Regions from separate parts of the Homo sapiens genome. Here regions 1 and 2 are each linked to region 3. Evidence: chromatin loops called from intact Hi-C (ENCODE). Cell type or tissue: PC-3. All regions are shown on one strand. Each heading gives the region's core, and the rest is flanking DNA. Links, peaks and the distances in the headings are about the cores only.

Evidence for each region. A loop is a pair of places that touch in the nucleus more often than their neighbours do. Peaks named below come from ENCODE experiments on the same cell type or tissue, not always from the same donor. Only the 100,000 strongest peaks of a DNase experiment are listed, where the experiment ranks them.
Region 1: it touches region 3 in a loop (6-fold over the local background); 3 of 110 quality-filtered maps call a loop at or near these places.
Region 2: it touches region 3 in a loop (4-fold over the local background); 2 of 110 quality-filtered maps call a loop at or near these places.

What each region holds. Positions count from the first base shown.
Region 1 is chr2:156,931,286-156,939,330 of GRCh38, reverse strand. No RefSeq gene overlaps it. Among named protein-coding and RNA genes, the nearest start is that of LINC01958, 270 kb to the right of the region's middle. In PC-3, for the core only: no CTCF peak of the experiment used is centred there; DNase peaks (open chromatin) are centred at 3,520 and 5,420; H3K4me3 peaks cover 476 bases; H3K27ac peaks cover 2,263 bases.
Region 2 is chr2:156,778,159-156,786,203 of GRCh38, reverse strand. It overlaps the pseudogene RPLP0P7. Among named protein-coding and RNA genes, the nearest start is that of LINC01958, 120 kb to the right of the region's middle. In PC-3, for the core only: no CTCF peak of the experiment used is centred there; no DNase peak of the experiment used is centred there; H3K27ac peaks cover 647 bases.
Region 3 is chr2:157,051,601-157,059,645 of GRCh38, reverse strand. It overlaps LOC105373710 (a long non-coding RNA gene), which reads left to right and starts at 3,389. Exons shown (of 3, transcript XR_923510.3): 1 at 3,389-3,458. It overlaps LOC105373709 (a long non-coding RNA gene), which reads right to left. Exons shown (of 4, transcript XR_001739755.2): 4 at 3,585-8,045. In PC-3, for the core only: a CTCF peak has its summit at 3,820 (motif pointing right); a DNase peak (open chromatin) is centred at 3,245; H3K27ac peaks cover 508 bases.

The DNA of each region.
Region 1 (8,045 bases), core at 979-5,978, 120 kb after region 3:
TTTTTAATAATAAGGGGAAAAGAAATAATAAGTGAAGACATAATTGGGGTTGGAAGAAGATTTTTTAAAATGAGAGAAATAAAAGCATGTTTCTGATAGCTGTCTTCCACTGGATAGGAGGAAATAGGAGAAGAGAAAGAGAAAAATTGCTGGAATTGCTGGGCAGTATCCTTCAGGAGTAGAGAAGTTCTGAGATAGAACTGAGGAATTGGCCTTAGATTGGAACATGAACAGCCTCCACAGTAAGGGAGAAGGGCAGAGTATATGGATATAGATGCTATAGGTGGGTAACTGAGGTGCTGGAAGCTAGAGAAATTATCTTCTGATGGTTTAAATTTCTTTGGTCAAATAATAACCAGGTCATTGGCTGATAATAAAAATAGGTAAAAAATATATCAGAGATTTGAGGAAAGAAAAGGAAGTGTAAAAATAATTATTTGGGAAAGTCAGTAGAAAAGTGTAGCATGGTTGCCAGGAAATATTAATGGGCAAATAATTCAATTTAATCAAGGTTAGAGTTTTTGCCATGTGACCATGCTAAAGAGAGAGTTAATGCTGTATTTTATTATTTCCACCTATTATTTTAGTAAAACCTGTCAATCAGACCTGCCTGGCCTGCATGGGACTGTGAAATGAGTAAAAATTTTTATTTTGTTAAGTCATTGAGATTTGGTGGGAGCTGTTTGTTGTATCAGCTAGCATTAATTAACCTAATATACACTTGTTAAAATCTTGCCGATTCTTTATTCAGTTTAAGCAATGATATGAAAAATAAAATCAATGTAATATAGAAATTTCTACTTTATTTGCCTTTCAAATTTCCTTATGTGTCTTATCTTTCAACCTATATTTTAACTTTGGGGTCTTAAAATTCATTGCAGTTTCATAACCTCTACTTTTGCATTTTTTCTCTGTAAACAATTGCTGAATCAATGAATAAATAGGAATAGTTAAGTACCTGTACAAGATTTATTAATTTTATTCTAGTAGTTAATTCTTTATTCTTTTGTTTTCAGAAGGAAGTAGCAGATAAGAAGAATAAGAGTTTGTTTTCATAGTGAAATGTATGCATGCAGTGAGAGCCTCTGATGGGCAAGTGTCATACACAATGAAATACAAAAATCCTCACTCAGATTTGGACGCTGAATTTTTTCTTGGCAGTCCATAGTGCCATATTTCTTCAGTGATGGTGTCTCTAGGCAGTGCATACTTTTGTTGGAGACCTTTGGGTTATGACATTTACCTTTGCCCAAATATACCCTTGAGAACACAGGGTAAAGTTTTCAAAAGAAATCCTATTTTCCCATCTTCGGAAAACATACACATTGTGTGGCAAGTACGTTGACAATGAAGATGCAATTAATTGCACTAACCCTCATGGGTTTTTTTTTGTATAAACAAATAGCTATTTTGGAGGGTGATTAAAATATAATTATATTTCTTAGGTGTGTTCTTATGTATGTGAAGATGGACAAATCAAGATCTCAAAATATGTAGTTATTAGAATGTGTATACCCTCTTTTCACCTGCTGTAATTTTCCTTAAAGAATAGTGCAGATGAAAGCACAAGCTATCATAGAATGCAAAGAATACCGAAAGGTTGTTTAGCTCATCTTTTTAATTCTAAAACACATTAAACCTAAACTTCATCCCCAAGAGTGCACTAAGATTGAGGAAAATTACACATGGCAAAGCACATGTCTCAGTCCACTTCCAAGTCATGCAGTTGATGATTTTCACCAATTTCTATTTCTCTTTTCCCTCCCTCTCTCCCTTCCTTCCTTCTTTCCTTCCTTCCTTCTTTCCTTCCTTCCTCCTTCCTCCCTCCCTCCCTTCCTTTCTTCCTCCCTTCCTTCTTTCATTCCTTTTTTCCTCCATCCCTCCCTCCCTCTTTCCTTCCTCTCTCCCTTCTTATCTCCATTTCTCTGTCTCTCTGTCTTCCTTTTTCAATAAACACTGGCACAATATCATCACTGTCTCCCAGATTTAGATCTTAAACTTTGTCTTTATAATTAAAAATGGAAGCACAACAAACAAGTTTATGGCAAAATTGACCCAGTAATTTTTCAACTCTACCTTTAAAAGTAATGATTTTTAAACAATCAGATGGATTCATTCTGTCAGGGGTGTTAGTAGAGAAAAACAACCACTCAATATAGAAATCCTAGAGATGAACAGAATATTGAAGATGGAAAGACACATATTGAAGGATCCTACTCAAATGTCATTTTAGCCACTTCACTGCAAAGCTCAGAAATGTAAAGTGGATTCCAGATGCTTATTGTTTCAAGTACTTTATCCCAATGTTTTTTTTTTTTTTTTTTTTTTTTTTTTTTTGAGACAAGGTTTCACTCTTGTTGCCCAGGCTAGAATATAATGGTGTGATCTCAGCTCACCACAACATCTGCCTCCCGGGTTCAAGGGATTCTCCTGCCTCAGCCTCCCAAGTAGCTGGGATTACAGGCGCCTACCACCATGCCCAGCAAATTTTTTATTTTTAGTAGAGACAGGGTTTCACCATGTTGGCCAGGCTGGTCTCGAACTCCTGACCTCAAGTGATCCGCCCACCTCGGCCTCCCAAAGTGCTGGGATTACAGGCATGAGCCACCATGCCTGGCCTATCCCAATCTTTAGATTTTCACATATTTGTCTTAATCTTCCACAAGCTCCAGCTCATGTGTGACATGGTCAAGTAAACCCTCCTATGGGCCCCAATTCACACTCACTCTGTGCAGACTGGTCTTTTTCACTGAACAATGGCCTATCACTACTTGCCAATCTCGTTTCACCTCTCCCCACAGAATCTTTTCAGGCAAGCTTCACAGCACATGCTCTCATCCTTAAACCTTGAAGCCTTGAGAATTATACTGCATATACAACTTACTGTACACACTGGTCCATGCATGTAGAGTATTTTACCAAATTAGTCTCACTATGTATATTACATATTTTTAAGAGTTTCATTTTACATTTTATTCTGTAATATCATGTTATACTTTTCTCTTTCCTTTGTGAATTTCTTCTGTGCATAGTATTTTCTTTATTATTAAACTATTAAATGACTGAGAAAATATCTAACCCTAGCTCTTTTCTTCAGGCAAAATTGAACAAATCCAGCCTAAGTACTTTAAAAATTTACATTTAAAAGATCTAAAAATAATTCCAATATTATCATTATTAAACTACTTCAATATTTAACAACTTTCATTTCCTATAGTTTATTTACTAACATTTATATCTATATGTGCAAATATATGTATGTGTATATATCTGAAACCAGTTCATTTAAATAGCCAAATGTGTGTTTCATTATACCTTATATTCATGAAATATTTTTTATTACCTTCCTTTACAATAAAATAGTTGCCAGACTCCATGAATGATGTACAGTATCTGAATCGGTAGCACTTAGCAATTAGGTACTTAGCAATGCTAATGTCAGATGCCAGACAAACTGGATGTCAAACAAAGACTCGCTTGACTTCACATTTGGTATGCTCTGCAAAGCTGGCTATGGTTTCATATTTCAGAACACAATAGGAAAGTAATGTTTAAAACCTGGCAGAGTGACTTTGGGTATGATACATAGAAAAGAGGAATTCACGCACCTGGCATTTGAGTCAGAAGTTTGGAAGACAGAATATTTCTTAGCAACTAACCTTGTAAAATCGGTACTCACTTAGCTTTTACGTTTTCTCTCTTGTTGAAATGTGCAAATGTGTATATTAAAAGCCTGGCATCATAAAAAAAAGTTCGTAATAAAAAAGTTTGATTTTCACCAATTTAGTTGTTTGTGAATCACATTCAGCAATTTACCATATACTTTGATTAAGGCTTAAGTATCTCTGATACTGTATTTCTCATTTCAAGCATTTCACCTGTCTTTTTTTATAGTTTCCAGCTCCTTCAAAATTTGTTTATCTTTCCATGCATGTGCCCCCTTTTCTACTAAATTTCTTAACATATTAACATAGACAGTTTCCAACAACTGGACCATCTGTGGGTCTGGTTTTACTTTCTTAACATAAGGTATTTTTCTTGTGCTCTCTCTCTCTCTCTCTCTGTCTCTCTCTCCGTGTGTGTGTGTCTGATAATTTTTAATTCAATGTCAGATATTGTATATTTTTAAAAGTTGAGACCAAGGTAAATAATATTTATGAATGGAAACAAGCATGGCTCTTCCGTCAAGCCATGCATTTACACTTAGTGTATCTCTAGATACCACCTAGGAGAAAAGTTGGAGTTGAAGAAAATTGGTGAACTGAGCAGGTATTGTAAATTTGATGTGCTCAACCATACTGCGCATGTTTGTTCTAAGGAGCTGGTTTCTCACACCCTCTGAAAACCCCACCTCTGGTTATTGAGCACTACAACTGTTTAAACAATTTCTTAAACTGTTTAAAACAGTTTCTGGAATGTGCATATTTTAGAGAATGAATTACTTTATGAATCCAACACCATCTACTTTTTGTCTTTAGAAATTTGCTGTAATTTTTAGTTCACCAAAGACAACTTTCTTGTTATTCCTCCATGGATGTTTATTTATTTCTTTAGTGTTTCTAGTAATTTGTCAGAAGAAGGGAGTCTTGTATATTGAGAGGTTTTTTTTCATCAACTAATTCTCCAATAATCTGACACTAACTGGGTATCCTAGAATTCAATTCAATTTTGACACTAACTACCAGGAGTTAATGTCAGAATCCAATTTCAAGTGCTCAGCCCCACAAAACTGCCTTCACTTCAGACACCAGTTACAAGTATGGGTCCCCAGGTTACCCATGTTACTGGAATGGGGTCCCGATCCAGACCCCAAGAGAGGGTTCTTGGATCTCATGCAAGAAAGAATTTGAGATGAGTCCATAGAGTAAAGTGAAAGCAAGTTTATTAAGAAAGTAAAGGAAGAATGGCTCCTCCATAGGTATAGCCCCACCAAGGGCTGCTGGTTACCCATTTTTATGGTTATTTCTGAATTATTTTTTAAACAAGAGGTGGATTATTCATGTCTCCCCGTTTTAGACCATATAGGGTAACTTCCTGACATTGCCATGGCATTTGTAAGCTGTCATGGCGCTGGTGGGAGCATAGCAGTGAGGACGACCAGAGGTCACTTTTATCACCATCTTGGTTTTGGTGTGTTTGGGTTCGTTTCTTTACTGCAGCCAGTTTTATCAGCAAGGTCCTTATGACCTGTATCTTGTGCCAACCTCCTATCTCATCTTGTGACTAAGAATGCCTTAGCTTACTGGGAATGCTGCTCAGCAGGTCTTAGCCTTATTTTACCTAGTCCCTATTCAAGATTTGCTCTAGTTCAAACGCCTCTGACACCCACACTACCATTTGACTTGGCTACAAAGACCAGGGTTTGCACAACGTCCCTCCCCTACCACCCAAGGTTCAATAATTTGCTAGGATGATTCACAAAACTCAAGAAAATGCTGTGCCTACTATTACAGTTTATTATAAAGAATGAAAATGAACAACCAAATAAAGAAGTATGTAGGGTGAGGTCTAGAAGGATCCTAAGAGCAGGAGCCTCTGTGTCTATGGAGTTGGGGTGTGTCACCCTCCAGGCATGTGGATGTGTTAGCCAATACAGAAGCTCCTGAATCTCCTGCTCAAGAAATTTAATAGAGCTCAATCTCCAGCCCAGAGGTCACTGGGTAGAGCTTAAAGTTCCAAGCTTCTAATCAAGGCTTGGTCTTTCTGGAGACCAGTTCCATCCTAAAGTTATACAGGCACCTGTCAATGGCTATCTCATTAGAACAAATGACACTCCTATTACCTTATTACTCAGGAAATTCCAAAGGCTTTAGGCTATCTATGTCAGGAACTAGGGACAAAGACCAAATATTTTTCTTATACCATGTATACGTTCTCTCCACCATTGTGGATTTGATTATTTTGCAAATCTTGCTTTGAAGGTAATATTTTATGATACAATGGCAATATTAGGGAAAAGAGAGTGGTTTGTGAATAATCTAAAACTCTTGCAATAAATATATTTTCGTTCCAAAAAACCAGTATTAAGACATATATATATATATATATATATACACTCTAGAATGTGTATATATATATATATATACACTCTAGAATGTGTGTATATATATATACACTCTAGAATATATATATATATACTCTAGAATATATATATATACACTCTAGAATATATATATATATATACACTCTAGAATATATATATATATATATATATATATATATATAAAACTTTTCTCTTACCAAACCGAGTTTAAATCACAGACTACAAAAAATTCTGGTCTTAATATATGTCAGTGAATATGGACTAAATATTAGTGAAGCTTGAGCCATGAGTAGAATATTGTAGATCTGCTGCATAATGTAATTCATGTTAGGCCTCTGACCTTCATTGACAGGTTTTCAGAACATAAACTGGGAATTTTCATACGAGAAACCCATGAACATTTTAAAAACCACAGTAAAATATAATACTTTGACTTCATAAAATTATAAGTAAAAATTATTACAGCTAATCTTGTTTAATATTTTTACTAATTAAAAAATATAATGTATATAATGTATAATGTATGTGTGTAATAAATCATTCTGTTTTAGTTATCAAAAATGTGAAAATCTTAATAAAAGTTAAAAAGCTTACCATCAAAATTATGCTTATTATATACCCAAATCTGTGCAAATATTGTGAAATCAAAACTGTTCTTTAACAATTTTTACAATTAGACATGAAGTTTTGACCGTGGTAAAACCAAATTAGGAAAACTACCTTCCAAGTGTTTTTTTTTGTTTTTTTTTTTAATGTCTAGTGATTTAACACTGATAGCAAGGTGAAATTTTTTGATTTATCTTATTTGTACAAATATGTCTAAAAACTTGAAGCTGAAAAATCATGTCATTTTCTCCTGCTAGATGAGCATTACTTCCAGAATACAATAAAAATCAGAAGGCCCTTCTACTTTGTACTTTACTGTGTCTTTTCAAATACAGGTATTTTACATAAGAATACCACAAAAAGGATTGAGCATCATTTGTGAACCAATGTGGCACATGTGGAAATCAAAGCCATAAACACTGAAATGTATTACGTTGGTGCAAAAATAATTGTGGTTTTTGCCATTACTTTCAATGGCAAAAATCGCAATTACTTTTGCACCAACCTAATACATGCGTCATAAAACTAAAGGGAGCTTATCTATAAGAATCTTTCCATTTAATCCACCTCCCTGACCCTTGCAAATACCTCTAGAAATTTTAACAATTTGTAAACTTTTTTCTGAGATTCTTGTCTATTTCCAACATAGATTTGGGTTTACTTTTCATATTTCAAAATTCTGTCTTTCTGAAAACAGAAACAGCATATGTTTAAGCTAGTCTTGTGCTGTATTTGGCTAGCTATGTGATTCTAATATGAGAAGAAAAATAATAATACATCTTACATTAGTATAATTAAGTATGATTAAGTATTAGTAAAATCAAGATTAGTATGGTTAAACTTAAGAGTTCAATCAAAAGTAGTCCCCTTACAATTCAGCACAGAGCAGTCAGGGCAGTTGCTTTTTTCCCCCATTTTTTATTTGAGATATGCATTTCTCTGATGCTCAATGATATTGAAACAAACCTCTTGAAAGTTAAGCAAAGTCAAAAACTAAAAACTTCCACTCTTCAAATTACACCAAGCTATGCTTACAACAGATTGCCACCCGCATTCTATTGTTCAATTGCAGAAACTCTTCCTGTAAAATAACATTCAATAAATATTTGCAGAGGATCTCTGCTTGACTCTCAAAGGAATAAAAAGACATGGAAGAACTGGTTTCTGTCTCAAAACCACTTTAAATCTACTGGGAAAGATTGTTTCCATAAAGTAAATTTGGTAGGAGTTACAGAATATTAAATGTATTAGACAAAAGAGAATTCTGAAGAATTTGAAAGAAAGAGGTGTGGAAATCTGAAGGCACTGGCAGGGAAGCAAGTTATGTTTGAGGAATAGAAGTAGAAGTGAATTATCAGAGAGCTGCAAGAGAAAAACTCAAAAGTAAAAGAAAGCA
Region 2 (8,045 bases), core at 1,194-6,193, 270 kb after region 3:
CGCCTCTTATCTGGGTCCTAGCATCTCACCAGTGAGTCAGAGCATCAGCTACTAGTTAAATACAAACTCCCCAAATCCACTGAGAACAAATATGATTTAAGTATTGCCAAATATCTCACAATAACAAATATACTACATAAAAGTGCTTTGTTTAATGGGTAAAACCTCAAAGAAATTTGTAGTCTATGTGATTAGACAAAAAAATATATTCTGTCTTGTCTGCGGATATCCCATTTATAATTCTTTTGGCCTATACCACTTCCCTTAAAAGTTGAACTGAAATCCTGCATAGTTAAGGTTTGGCATCATAGTATGAAAGATTTACCAACGAAATTGAGTTGTTTCTGTAAAGTATAGCAGCAATACAGGAAGCACTTTGAATACAATTCAAGATACATTTATTGTGCAGATACACTGGTGCTAACACTGTGGAGGATCAAAAAAGTTGGGATACATGATGTTTGCCACAAAGGATCCTATGATCATGTGGACAAGTACTATTCAAGGCCAGAACACATGAGAGACTCCCTTCTGAAAAATATTCCGAGAGATATCATTTAGATGGAGGTTGACATGGAAAATCTTGCAGGGAGTAAATTTAGTTTTTCCTATTTGATGAAGGATTATTTCTTAATGTAATATTCAAACATTTCTTGAAAGCTCACTATATATATGATGTACAAGGTAGTATTCTTGGTGCTGTGACCAAAGCTTAACAAGATAGAGTCATTGTCCATAAGGAACTTAACATGTCTCTAAATACTTTTAAATTTTATTTCATAAAAATTAATTTAACAATTACATATCTGTTGTGGTAGATGGCATAGTGAATATGACTCACAGAGTGCCATGTGTGAACTTGAGGTTTGATCTAATAGGGGCTCAATGTCTAATAGGGACTCAATGTCCAATATGTAAATTATGCATCATATGCTGTTCATAATAACAGAATCCAAAATATCCAAAATTTTATACATTTTACATAAAGGCAACTTAACACAATACCACCTCCCTTCCTGTTTATTTAATGTGAGACTTATACTTGAGTCCCCTAAACTATTTTTACCATCAATAATGTAACATGCATCTTAAAAATGTTTTTTCTGTATCAAGAAATGTATTTATTTTATTTTCTGGCAACTATTATCAACAGTTAATGAAATAAAAAACTATCATAATACCATACATCATTACCATGTTTGGCTTATGTAAAGATCAATGGTAGTCGATTAAATTTCCTTCAAAATTTCCAATCCAGATGACTCATATGTATTTGAAGCACATGGTAAATATTTCACTATAAAATAAAGAGTAATATCAAATGTATTTCTTTAATTAAATTCCTTGCTGTATGTTTTATTCACATGTGTATACAATGCAATTTGTATAGAATGCTAAGTAAAAAGTAGCAGTTAATTTGGGGGGCTACTGCTGTAAAAGTATGTTATCTTTTATATATATCACAGCATTACTTATTATCAGCTTCACACACAGCACTTTGCCTTTGATTTACACAAACACCTGTAAATGTTTTATATATTTGTGAGGAAGTGAATGATATTAGACCATCACTCCACGGGGACTGCAAATCAGGGGGAAAAAAAAGGCTATTACATTTCAGAAGCTGTTAAATCAGTTGTGCCCCCTGGCTGATTTTGTCAGCTATATTTGCTGTGGGTAAAACCGTTGATGCCTGGAATACTGGAGCGGCCCTGAGAGTGTTGAAGAGTAAATAGCAGCAGAGTTGTAAACTACACCCCACATCTCACACTTACCGCATAAGCCCAGCTTACACTTTCCTCTGAATAAATCCAGAGCTTAAAAAAGAGCAAGAGAGAGAAATAAAGAAAAGGGGAGGGCAAAACAAGGCAAAACTCGGCCCATGCCTTCTGTCACTGCCTCTAGGTTTAGCCCCTCAGCAGCCTGCCAACAGGACACTGTTCTGCCAGTTGTAAATTTTAATTGGCCATCTGGGGAAAGCACAAACCACTGACTAGAGATTAATCAGCAAATTAACCCAGGCATAATACACATTTCCCAGTGGACCCAAAGCAGCTCTAGGCTGGAGCAGAGCAGCCTGGGATGCTGGAGAACTTGTGTATAATGCTGTTATTGCTTACTGCCATGCAGTAGAACATCTTCTTGGAGTCCTGAAATTCCCGTCTGTGTGACCTTGTTAGTGCCCCTGATTTGTACGGCAGTTGCAAAGAGCCTTTTTTTCTTCTTCTTCTTTTTTTTTTTTGTAAAGTACTAAACACAGATGGTGCAGGTACTGTGATTGCTGGGAAAAGTGTTGATGAATCAGTGAAAGTGACAACTTTTCTCTAGTGGGCTATTCACTTGGTTTGCTAAAGTACCTATAGAAAGAAACAATAGTGTACCTGGATTTTTACCAGCTCAATGAATCACCAGAGAATCACATTTATTTAGCCAATTTCTTGTACTACAGGAAATGCCTTTGCACAGTCTCGTACTGGAAAAGCAAATTTGTGTATAATAAAGTTAAATCCTTCTTCAAGTCTAACTTACAGGGAATAATTTAAGCCAAATGTACATTTATATAGAATACTATGGCTTCAACTTGTTCAATAACACAGTCTTCTAATCAGCCCAGGGGCATTCTGTAAGCTGAGATAGGGAAAGAGGATAAAGACTAAAGGAAGAACATTTTAAGGTGATAAATACCCAAAAGGTAAAGTGAAGGGCTGGTAAGAAATTGCGAGTGGTTTTGATACAGGATGGAGTGAAAACACTTTGTGAAAGAATAGGCTTTACACAGCTTTTGGAATAATAAAAATGGTAGGGCTTCATGCATTACTATAAGCAGGGGTCTTTAGGATATGGAATATTATGAGATTCAGAAGTGGGAGTATACAGCCTAAATAAAGTACACACTGAATAAATTTGCTTGAGGGAAACTAAGGATGAAGCGGCCAGGCCAAATCAGTGAAGAACAGAGATTTTCCATCTTGTGGACAGTTGTATTTCCAGAAGGTGGCATGGAGAACTCAGCATAGTAGCATATAGCAGGCACTCAACACTTTTTAATAAAAGAAGGCATAGCCAACTTTAATAAAATTAGAAGCTAATATTATATTAGACATGCCTACTACTTGTTGCCTTTCCTGTCCATAGTCCATGCTGAATGCATGGTAGACCACATGACAAGTGACCTGACACATCACATTTGAGGCACCAATTTATAGGCTGACAAGGGACCTATGATATTATCTGGTGCAAAAACATATTTTTTTATTTTTCCATGAGTTATTAGGGTACAGATATTTGGTTACATGAGTAAGTTCTTTAGTGGTGATTTGTGAGATCCTGGTGCACCCATCACCTAAGCAGTATACACTGCACCATATTTGTAGTCCTTTATCCCTCACCCCCCTCCTACTCTTCCTCCCAAGTCCCCAAAGTCCATTGTATCATTCTTATACCTTTGTGTCCTCATAGCTTAGCTTCCACATATCAGTGAGAACAGATGATGTTTGGTTTTCCATTCCTGAGTTACTTCACTTAAAATAATAGTCTCTAATCTCATCCAGGTCACTGCAAATGCTGTTAATTCATTCTTTTTATGGCTGAGTAGTATTCCATCATATATATATATATATAGATATATAGATATCACAGTTTCTTTATCCACTTGTTGATTGATGTGCATTTGGGTTGGTTCCATGATTTTGTAGTTGTGAATTGTGCTGCTATAAACATGCTTGTGCAAGTATCTTTTCTGAGTAATGACTTCTTTTCTTCTGGGTAGATACCCAGTAGTGGGATTGCTGGATCAAATGGTAGTTCTATTAGTTCTTCAAGGAATCTCCTTACTGATTTCTATAATGGCTGTACTAGTTTACATTCCCACCAGCAGTGTAGAAGTGTTCCTTGATCACTGCATCCACACCAACATCTGTTTTTTTATTTTTTGATTATGGCCATTCTTATAGGAGTAAGGTGGTATCACATTGGGTTTTTGCTTTGCATTTCCCTAATCATTAGTGATTTTAAGCGTTTTTTCGTATGTTTGTTGGACATGTATATATCTTCTTTTGAGAATTTTCTATTCATGTTCTTAGCCCACTTTTTGATGGGATTGTTTATTTTTTTCTTACTGATTTGTTTGAGTTTGTTGTAGATTCTGGACATTAGTCCTTTGTCAGATGTATACATTGTAAAGATTTTCTCCCACTCTGTGGGTTGTCTGTTTACCCGGCTGACTGTTCCTTTTGCTGTGCAGAAGCTCTTTCATTTAATTAGGTCCCAGGTATTTATCTTTGTTTTTATTGTGTTTGCTTTTGGGTTCTTGGTCATGAAATTCTTGCCTAAGCCAACGTCTAGAAGAGTTTTTCTGATGTTATCTTCTAGAATTTTTATAGTTTCAGGTCTTAGGTTTAAGTCCTTAATCCATCTTGAGTTGATTTTTGTGTAAGGTGAAAGATAAGGATCCAGTTTCATTCTCCTACATGTGGCTAGCCAATTATCCCAGCACCATTTGTTGAAAAGGGTGTCATTCCCCTACTTTATGTTTTCATTTGCTTTGTCCAAGATCGGTTGGTTGTAACTACTGGGTTTATTTCTGGTTCTCTATTCTGTTCCATCAGTTTATGTGTCTATTTTTATACCAGCACCATGCTGTTTTGGTGACTGTGGCCTTATAGTATAGTTTGAAATCCGTTAACATGATGCCTCCAGATTTGTTCTTTTTGCTTAGTCTTGCTTTGGCTATGTGGTTCCATATGAATTTTAGAATTGCTTTATCTAATTCTGTAAATAATGATGATGGTATTTTGATAGAGATTGCATTGAATTTGTAGATTGCTTCTGGCAGTATGGTTATTTTCCCAATATTGATTCTACCCATCCAAGATCATGGGATGTGTTTCCATTTGTTTGTGTCGTCTATGATTTCTTTTAGCAGTGTTTTGTAGTTTTCCTTGTAGAGGACTTCCAACTCCTAGGTTAGGTATATTCCTAAGTATTTTACTTTTTTTTGCAGCTATTGTAACAAGGGTTGAGTTCTTGATTTGATTCTCCATTTGGTTGGTGTTGGCGTACAGAAGAGCTACTGATTTGTGTACATTAATCTTGTATCTGGAAACTTTGCTGAATTCTTTTATCAATTTTAGGAGCTTTCTGGAGGAGTCTTTAGGGTTTTCAGAGTAAATGATCATATCATCAGCAAACAGTGACAGCTTGACTTCCTCTTTACCAATTTGGATGCCCTTTATTTCTTTTTCTTTTTCTTTCTTTTTTTTTTTTTTTCAAGACAGAGTTTTGCTCTTGTTACCCAGGCTGGTATGCAATGGCGCTATCTCGGCTCACTGCAACCTCTGCCTACTGGATTCAAGCAACTCTCCTGCCTTAGCCTCCTGAGTAGCTGGGATTATAGGCATGCGCCACCATGCCCAGCTAATTTTTGTATTTTTAGCAGGGATGGAGTTTCACTATGTTGGTCAGGCTGGTCTCGAACTCCCGACCTCAAGTGATCCGCTGACCTCGGCTTTCCAAATTTCTGACAGGCATGAGCCACCGCACCTGGCCTATTGGATGCCCTTTATTTCTCTCTCTTGTCTGATTTGTGCAAAAACTTTGATCAAAACTTAGATGAATTCAGTCAGGTATGATGTTTCATGCCTGCAATCCCAGCACTTTGGGAGGCCGAGGCCAGCAGATCACCTGAGGTCAGGAGCTCAAGACCAGCCTGGCCAACATAACAAAACCCCATCTCTACTAAAAATACAAAAATTAGCCGGGCGTGGTGGTGCGCATCTGTAATCCCAGCTACTCAGGAGGCTGAGGCAGGAGAATTGCTTGATCCCAGGTGGCAGAGTTTGCAGTGAGCCAAGACCATGCCACTGCACTCCAGCCTGGGTGACAGAGCTAGGCTCCATCTCAAAAAAAAACAAAAAACAAAAAACAAGCAAAAAAAAAAACTTAGATGAATTGATCCAAATGGATTCTATTCTTCTATTCTTGGGAAATTTGAAAAAGGAAGCTTGAGAAACTCAGTTCCTTAGCAGTGAAACTTGTGACATAAAAGCTATGATAAAGAAAAGGACAAAGTAGAAAATGCAGTGATTTGAGATTCTGGGCCAGCAGAGGAAGCCAGTGTGTTGAAAGAGAAGAATGGAGTTGATTTGCTGGAAGGAGCAGCAAAGAGGAAGGCTGGCATCCCTAGAGATAGGAAGTGGACTCTCTATCCCAGTTCTACCTTATCTGAAGCCTACCTCTATCTCTTTCCCTGGTCTCTGATTTTATGAGAGTTGAGCAAGCTTACATGACATTCTGATTGTTGCACCAAAAGAACTTTGACCAGAGCAACCATGTAATAGCACCATCATAAACTAATGGCTTCAAAAGACAAATAAAATTAGTAACCTTCCCCCTACTTCCTACTACTAAACAGTGCACAGGATTTAGGAACTCTAAAGAATGTGGTCATTTTCAGAAATAAAAGTAATGGTGGATTTTTTCATACGGCTATGCTCTGACCTACCACTAAATCACGCAGACCCATTTCACCTGCCTCTGGCAAAATAGACTCTCTTCTTTCACAACCAGGTATGGATTTTTTTTCTGTTTTATTACATTATTGCAAGCAATGCTGCCTGCCAAACCACATGCCCTTAAACTGAAATGGCTTCTAGGCAAACACTGGATTATCTGTGACAGTAAATCAGTCAATATGCTTGGCCTAGGTACCACAGCAGTTAAATAGACATCTTTGGCTTCAGGAGGGGAAACCTTCCTTCAGATACCCAATTCAGCTTCTAATAAGGCCTTTTGAAAAGCTTTTTATTTAAATAGTATTTTAAATCACTGAGAAGTTTATTGTGAGATTTGATATGAGATATAAAGGCCTGGAAAGATAATAGACAACAGTTCTGAATTAAACACTGAATGCATAACAAGTAAAAGCAAAATATTTAAAGTTATTTTAACATTTAAATTATTCCACAAGAAAAAATTTTTGAGAGTCATGAAATGTCTGGCCACTGCTCACCATATATGAATTGAATGCTCTAGCTGTGTGTACTGCAAGCAGGAAATAATGCCTAACACAACAGTGTATCGGAGAGTAGACTCAGTGTTTTCGGTGCGCACTGGTGGATGGATTTCTTTATCTCCTCTGGGAGGGATAAGATCCAAAGGTTAGAACAGGCTCAAATAAATTCAGTTCAGTATGTGTGGTCTCTTCTGAATTATTTCAAAGCCTTACTGTCTAGCTTCAACCCTGTTCCCCTACTTCATGTTATCTCAATTATATATCTTTGAAAAATTGGAGAAAATAGTATTCATTTATTTGTAAAGACATTAGAGATTCTGGACATTAGAGGATGACTGAAGCACAAAAGTACAGAAGAATGTAAAGATAATCATTTCTATAGATCACCTATTGTTATGTTTGTCTTGTCACACATAGCTTTCCATATCTTCACATGTACCACATATTTTCAAGAAATAAAGAAGATATATACGTTGATATTTTTGTTTATATATTCCACCCCAAATATCTTAAACATAACTTGCTATCTTATATTTATATTATCTTTATATCTAAAAATAAAAGAGCTCCTCAGGGATGATTTTATACAGTGTGGCTAAAATGTAGAAATGGAGTCAAGGACGCTGAAACACTTGGTAATTAGGTAAATAATCACAGATTATTCACAGCGGTGCCTATTATACAGTAAAAAATAAGAAGTAAATTTATGTATTAGATTTGCTAAAATGTGACCAACAAGACTCTTGCCAGGTGTCCTAATGAAAGTGGTACTGTCTTTAAACCCTGCATGGCAATCCCTGATATGCCTCCATGATATCCAAGGAAGACAGGACAACCTGGAAGTCCAAACTCTTCCTTAAGAGCATCCAACTTTTAGATGATTAACCAAAATGCCTCATTGTGGAAGTGACATTGTGGGTTCCAAATAGATACAGATCCACATATACTTCTGAGGGAAGTCTGTGGAGCTGATGGACAAGAACACTATAATGCACAAGACCATCTGAGGCCATCCAGAAAACAACTCAGCTCT
Region 3 (8,045 bases), core at 1,277-6,276:
AACACTAGAAACATTTTTCTTGGTCCAATGGCAACCTTGCCAGTTTGTAACCAGGAATAAATAGAACACTCAGTTCATTCAGTCCATGCGCTCATTATGAAGCATACAGAGAATAAATCAGCCTTTTTCTTGGTGCTGATAGCTGAGTGGAAGTGGAAAGCTTGTGAAAAATCAGTTGTAACTAATTTATGGATTTAACTGTCAATTTATTGTTTTTTTATGATTATTTCTGTAGCATTATCTTTAGATAATAATAAAATGAAATGTGTGACTTTTTGAATTTTAGGTGACAATAAAATTAAGTTTATTAATATCACTTGTTAACATTTAGATTCAGAGATTCTCATGATTCAAGACACTCCCTCAATATCACACCTTTTGTAGGAGAAAGGGGAAATGAAACTGGATACAAAGCTGGTTCAAAATGATCAAAATTAACTATATGGCCTTAGTGAAATCTCTGATATTAATTCTACGGTTGTGGTTTTAAAATAATTTTTCTTCCTTTTTCTATTTTTTCCCCAGAATGCTCTCTCCTCAGTATACCAAAAACAAACAAACAAGCATTATTTGGAGTCCCATTTTTTAAAAAAGCAATATGAGTCGAGCTTTAGTAAGAGGGCTAAAAGGAGGCCCCTACCGATTTGGCCATACAAAAGGCCTGAATTCCTGGGGTTTCACCCAACACAGCCGTCAAATCACAATTCCAGAACACAGCAAGGTCAGGGAGTGTTGCAGAAAACTTCAGCAGTTCTTTCCAGAAACACATATTCAGGTCTTCTTCCTCCAGAGCTCCTGATTCTTTGAGTTTGGTGTGGCATTCAGGCATATGGATTTGCAATAGCTCCCAGGAGACTCTGGACCATCCCGTCTCTGGCTTCCTAGGACTGCTGGTCCTAAAAGGTTTCTTTAAGTACAGTCCTTGGGCCACCTGCGTCAGAATCACCTGAAAATTCAGAACCCTCTAGGCCCTCATCTAGACCTTCTGAATCAGAATCTCTGGGGAAATTCTGATGCATACTTGAGTTTGAGATTCAATGATTAAGAAGAATGTGGACAAATGCCTTTTCACGTCTTAGCACTAGGCTAAGCAATGAATCTTTTACAAAGAGAATCTGGTTAAACACAACATCAAAACTCCCAGGCACATTCATAGCACTTGCCATTGCTCTTCCATAACTCAGAAAGCACAAATGTCAGTCAAAATAAGCCTACTGGTCTTTGAAGAATGGGCCACTCTACAATTTCAGCCTTTGTCTCTGAGAATCGCTGGGAATGATTCTGATGGAGAAACCACAGCACTGTGATGGCGTATTGCCAGGACTTATGCAGAATCAAAATGCTGGGTACAATGGATACAAGAGGGGTCAATGGACTTTGTTTATTTTTCTCATTTTAGTCCCAGTTTCTACTTTAAAGCTGGAGGCTAATGGGAAGAATAATTCAGAAATTAATGGCCACCAAAAGGAGGAAGAGTGTAAAGAAATATTAAGGACAAGTTAAAAAGCTCCAAGATGGTTTATGTTTTTATGACTGTGAAAGTCATTATTTCTCAGACAAATTTCATTTATACTGACATCTCAATCACATCATTGTATTAACATCCACAGGTAAAGTTATCATCACTATCTTGTGATATAGCTTTATTTGGCAAATTTGGAAATAGAATGCTATATGACAATTTTATTGAACAACAGTGATAGCAGCAGTAGCCCCTTGGCAGAACCACCTTGTAGCTAAATGCATAGAATAGACTCTGTATCCAGACGGCCTGCAATTCAACTGTTGCTCTAGTACTTATTAGCTGTGTGACCCTGGGAAAGTTTCTTAACTTGTGTCTCAGATTTATCTGGTAACATGATGATGATGATGCTAAGGATACACTATCTACCTCATAGGGTTGTTAGGAAGAGTAAATTGGTTAATATTTATAACGAGTTTTGAATAGTGCACTAGATGCTGGGAAAATGTTAAATAAATAAATAATTATTTAAATATCATTTATATGATATATATAATATCAGTTAAATAATTAAAATCATATGAAAACCAGCCTTTTTTATGCACTAGACATGACCAAATGCTTTGCAAGCATCTCTTCATGTAAGTCTCCTCTCCACTTTTTGTAAACCAAAGCACAGACAGCTTATGAAACTTACCCATATTCCTACAGCTGGATGAACTCAGGAAAGCCAGTCAAAATCCAAATGATGTGGCATACAAATCTTTCATTTTTATAATGATTAAAATAGTTAAAATGCACAGTTTTGCTGGCAGAGTTCTGACCTGAATCTTCTGACGATTTAGGTATAATTAAGGTGAGCGAGCAGAAGGATGGAGAGAAGGAACAGAATACTGGGAAAAGAATGACTGAAGCAATTCTAGCACCTCCAATCTTGACTTTTTCCTATTTCCTATTAGATATATAGTCATTTTAGTGTTAATATTTTCCAGTGCATTTTAGTTTGTTTAAATATTATCATTATTTTTTATATTTATCTTTGTATATACACGTTAGAGTACGTTCAAGTGCTTGAGATTAGAGTTATAATTCCTTTTGGTTGTGTGTTTGTTACTTTTTCATGCAACAGTTTGGAAGACCCTGTATGACATCCTCACTGTCATTTACCTTTGGGGGAACAGTATTTGGTAGATCCCCTGCCTCCTCTGATTAGAGCCAATGGAGACCAGTCTTCCCAGAGGACAGCTCAACTGCATGTCATGTTGGAGGCTGAGGCAGGCAGATCACTTGAGGTCAGGAGTTCAAAACTAGCCTGGCCAACATGATGAAACCCCGTCTCTACTAAAAACACAAAAAATTAGCAGGGCATGATGGTATGTGCCTGTAATCCCAGCTACTTGGGAGGCTGAGGCAGGAGAATTGCTTGAACCTGGGAGGCGGAAGTTGCAGTGAGCTGAGATCACGCCACTGCACTCCAGCCTGGGTGACAGAGCAAGACTCCATCTCAAAAAAAAAAAAAAAAAAAAAAAAAAAAAAGAATTCAGTCCCACTCCAATATCTCACAAACTAGCTGTGTTCTCTTGAACAACCTTCAGGGAGAGGGCAGCCTTGGCTTCATTCAGAATCAAATGACATTATTTCCTCTTACCCAATATTAGTCATATGCTCATCCCCTTTTTTTATAGTAGATGAACAGCTCTGTTTGGATCTCCCTGAACTTCAAAAAGACCTTTGTATGCAGAGCTGTTGCAGAGAGGCAAATGATTATGGGATCATTTATTTATATTATTATGGCACAATAGAAGTCACTTTGGTCCTTGAATGTGTTCCAGTGACTCAAGATATTTTTTCCGATGTTTTCTGACCTCTGCTCCTTTTCAAATTCTCCCATCTCTGATAAATTAGCTTCAAAACCACAGAAAAACCACAGCTGTGTTTGTTCATCAGGGGCATGAAGAATGAAAGTAACTGTTTTCATGAGGAATCTTCAAAGGAGGTAAAATTAGTTTCCTGTTGTCTACATATAACCAGATACTAAGGGATTTCGGAAATGTAACTTGTTATTTCTTGTTTGGAAAATATTTTTGCATGATAAAAAATAGGAACGTTATAGAGACATCACCAAGGTCAGCTGAATTGTTTATTTTGTTATTACATTGCAGCATTACAAATGAGATGACACACAAATCACAATGAATGCATAATAAATAGAAAGTAATAATAGATTAAATGTATTTAATCACTTTATGAGACAAATATGATTATCAGAATGTAAAATATTAAAAGTCTAAGCCAACAAAAATATGTGGAGATAACAAAAGAAGACATTGATTTATGGAAGTTATGCAAAGTGTTTCAGACCTCCAGAGGGTGCTATTGCATTTACACAGAAATATATTTAATTATGTACACATTCTCCTGAAATTTAAAAAATGAGAATTTTGAGCATCTCTAATTTGTTTCCACATAAAACAAGGAAAGAATCAATAATCATAACAACAATTTGCCTTCTAAAATATTAACTGAGGTTTATCTCATTTAAAAGAACATTTTTTAACCTGAAGATTAGTTACTTAATGAAAGAATGGAAAATATATCAAGTCATTTCAGATACTATGTACAGTAACCTTTGTTTGAACAAAATGAGGTTTGTATTAGCCACAGATATTAAATTGATGGTATATTCAAAAATATGTTTAGAGATTTAAAGTTCTTTGAATCTTTTTGAGCACCAGGAAATAAATCACAACATGCAATCAATCTTTGAGGAAAAGCCGCACATTTTGAAAATGAAGATAAAGTCTTTAACTAAGCAAAGTTATTTTTGACTATCGTAATCTAGCATTTCTTACATATACTTACGGTAGGAGTGGTATTACCTACTGAGGAAAATGAATCAGAGGCAATGGCAAGTAAATAGTAAGTTAGTTCTTTGCATTATTTGAAAGCTACATGACAATGGTGGATGTGTGTATCTTTTTTTATTTTATTATTATTATACTTTAAGTTTTAGGGTACATGTGCACAATGTGCAGGTTAGTTACATATGTATACATGTGCCATGCTGGTGTGCTGCACCCATTAACTCGTCATTTAGCATTAGGTGTATCTCCTAATGCTATCCCTCCCCACTCCCCCCACCCCGCAACAGTACCCAGAGTGTGATGTTCCCCTTCCTGTGTCCATGTGTTCTCATTGTTCAATTCCCACCTATGAGTGAGAACATGCAGTGTTTGGTTTTTTGTCCTTGCGATGTGTGTATCTTAAAAGATTTTAAATTCATGTGACATGGCTGTAAATTTGTACACTGAGCTCTAATCTGTACATATCGGTTTCAAATAATATGTCTTTATAAAAAAGCAATGATTAAAATTGACTCAAATAATCCTTTTTGAAATTCACTGACATATTTGTTTTGTTTTGAATTTTGACAGCTATTATGAATTCTTATCATATTTATAGGATTGTTTGAATCATAAGATCATTGATTGCTATTGGAATTTCATACAATGCCCCAGGAATGTGATTAAGAAAATATTTGGATTGCTTCACATCTTTAAGCCTCTGATTTGCATTTTCCCTGATTTGAAATCATCCTGGTGTTGTTTTACCAAAAAGTGTATGTTGTTATTCAAAATAAAAAAGGAACTAATGCAAATATTCAACTCTTGGCAACATTAGTGAATGACATCATAAAATGCAGGCAATAGACAAGAAAGTAATTGAATCCAAAAAGTGTCCCTAAATTTATAACATTTCTGTCATTAAGAGTAAACAATCTATTTGGGAAACGCAGAATAATTGATGAGCCATAATTACATTGAAATGATTAATAGTGAATCCAGGTAGGAAGTTAAGAAACATGTTCATTAAAATGTGAGGATGTTACTAGAAAACTTGTAGAATTGCGTGTAAATAACAGTGTGATAGCATATGCTATTTCTATAACATCTTTCTCTCAGGAGCACAAGCTAACATAGATCCATTCTCTTCACATTTCTGGAAGACAGGAGGGTATTAATATCCCCTGTAGCTACAAGAGAACAAAATAACCAGGACAGGAGCAAAACAAAGCATAGGGAGGCAGATGGGTGGCAGTTTCCCATGTTTGTGGGTGACTGTGGACACAGATGGACCTGTCAAATGTTTTCCTTGAGCTGATCTGGATGACATCAGTAAGGGAGGAGTTTTAATCAAAAAGGCTCACAAGTAGAAAAGGAAGGCAAATGTAGCTTTCTTTAAGACCTTCACAAAATATTCTCCTAGGGACCTGTAAGTCTTTCAATACATGGGATCTAGAGAACAGGGTGGCTGCAGAAAACATTTAAACATTTAATACCCTAGAGGATAACTAGAAAAAGATCTCTTGGCACAAGATAGATGCATGCTAGTGACAAAGCATTCATATGAGCTTTTGGCCCTTTCCAAGGTATATATACCCTTTCTGTTGAGCCATAATAGTCCCTAATTGGGGATGCCATATTCTTCATACAGTCTAAAAACTGTCAGCACTGTATAGTACCAGGAAATTTAAGACTGAAAATAATAGCTAAAAATAAAAATAACAAATAGAACATTTGTTAGATTTGTGGCCTGGAAAAAAAAATATCTCCTTAGGCCTTATTTTTCACAGTTCCCAAATAGAGACATATGAGGTTAAATATTTGAATATAGTCTAAATGAGATAATATATTTTAAAGTGTTTTGGAAATATAAAGTCTTGACTATGTTAGCCTACTATAGTTTGTAGTTTTATCTCAGGTAAGATCCCAGGTGTATTTTACAGTGCTAGATTCTTCTTCTTTTCCTAGGAAAAGATAAATTAGGACTAAAGAAACAGAATGATTTATTTCAATATTTACCCTAGATTAATATGAAAGATGGAGGTGAGTCTAATCTAAGATCTCTTCATTTAGGTTCAGTGTGAATGATGAGGTAGAGTGGCTCCCTCTTCTCTCCAGCTCTTCAGTAACATCTTACATGGGCTACTAAAAGAATGCCTGGCAGAGACACCCCATTTCTCAAATGACTCACTGGATACACACTCTGCCGGAAGCTCTGTATGCATACCACAGTGCAATTGATAATGTTTCAGACCAGTAACTCAGTACAGACTTCAAAAGTAGTGCATGTGATGTTATTTTGTGTTATTTTATGGATCCGTTGGGAATGTGATCAAAACAGATATGTCACGAAAAAAATAGTTCATTTTTTACAACATTGATTTTGTAACCAGTGAGTGATTTTCATCTGAGAAGAGAATCATCTGAAGAAATAAGGCCTAGACTGACACCATGAGGTTGGACTTTGGACCATATGTGTTTAGTCTGTTTGCTGTGTTGGAGGAAATATGGGAAATCGCCATGACCCTCTCTAGGTATAGGAGAAGGGAATGCATGCTGGCATAATACCAAGCCAAAAGGTGAAACACAGACAATAGTTGTGAAATGATAAAGGAGGGTGATAGGATAGAAAGGTGACTATGAACCTGAACGTCAAAGTTCTTGCCAGATTTTGTGCACTGTGAATTGGGACAAGGACTCAGATTCTGTGATCCCAGTTTCACGTCTGCTAACTTGAGGCTGGATTTCGACCAAACATCTCAAAATTTCCTTATAGCTCTTAAATGCTCAGATTCTCTAACCCAGGTGTGTGTGTATGTGTGTATGTGTACATATGTGTATGTGTATGTGTGTGTTCTAAACTGTCTTGAATTATAATTAAATGGAAAGCAAGTTTACAAGCAATTTACACAGAAAATCAAATGATTCATTTACATGGGGTAATAAAGTAGGTTGGCAAAGGAATTTTTCAAAACACTAAGTATTTGAAATTCTGTTCTAAGGGTGAACAGATGCACACTTACTACCACAATACCTTTTGCATCTTTTATTTAAGTAAAAAGGATCCTTGAAATTTTAGTGATTCTCGTGTGCACATTTTGTAAGGAAGTTTTTTTTAATGCAAGATTCTAAACTTCTCTATTCACCCATACTTAACTGGTGTCCTCCCAACTGTATATGTGGCGGGTTTGGCCAAAGAGTTTTATATATAACTAACTCCCTCTGCACAAATTTAAATATCTAAGGCATTGTGCTATTGAGCTAGTAATATAATAGCTTGGCTTTGTATTTTATTGCAACAAATTCTTCCATTTCAGCATGCTACTTCTATTGAGAGAAATATATACTAAACAATGATTTAAAATGTACATAAAAGTTCCTAGATGAAAATATCTATGTCTTTTTCTGTTATATTCAGTGTCTATAAATCTGAACCTGCATTTATACATAGATTTATGCAATTGGATAACAATCTCACAATCATATCTTAAATCCTATCCATTTGTGAGGATTAGCCTGTTCAACTAATTCAGCGTGCTAGGATTGTAGTAATTTCGCTAGTCCTTTTCTCAAGACTGCATCCACAGGGAAATCTCACAGCATCTCCTCTTCAGCTTGTAAACATTAGCAGTCAGACCACATCATTCAGATTCATTCTCTGTTTTGTACTCGCAGGTACAAACTTCCCTACAACTATGGAAGTACCTCTATTAAAAGTAGAAAGGGTTAGAGACACTTTT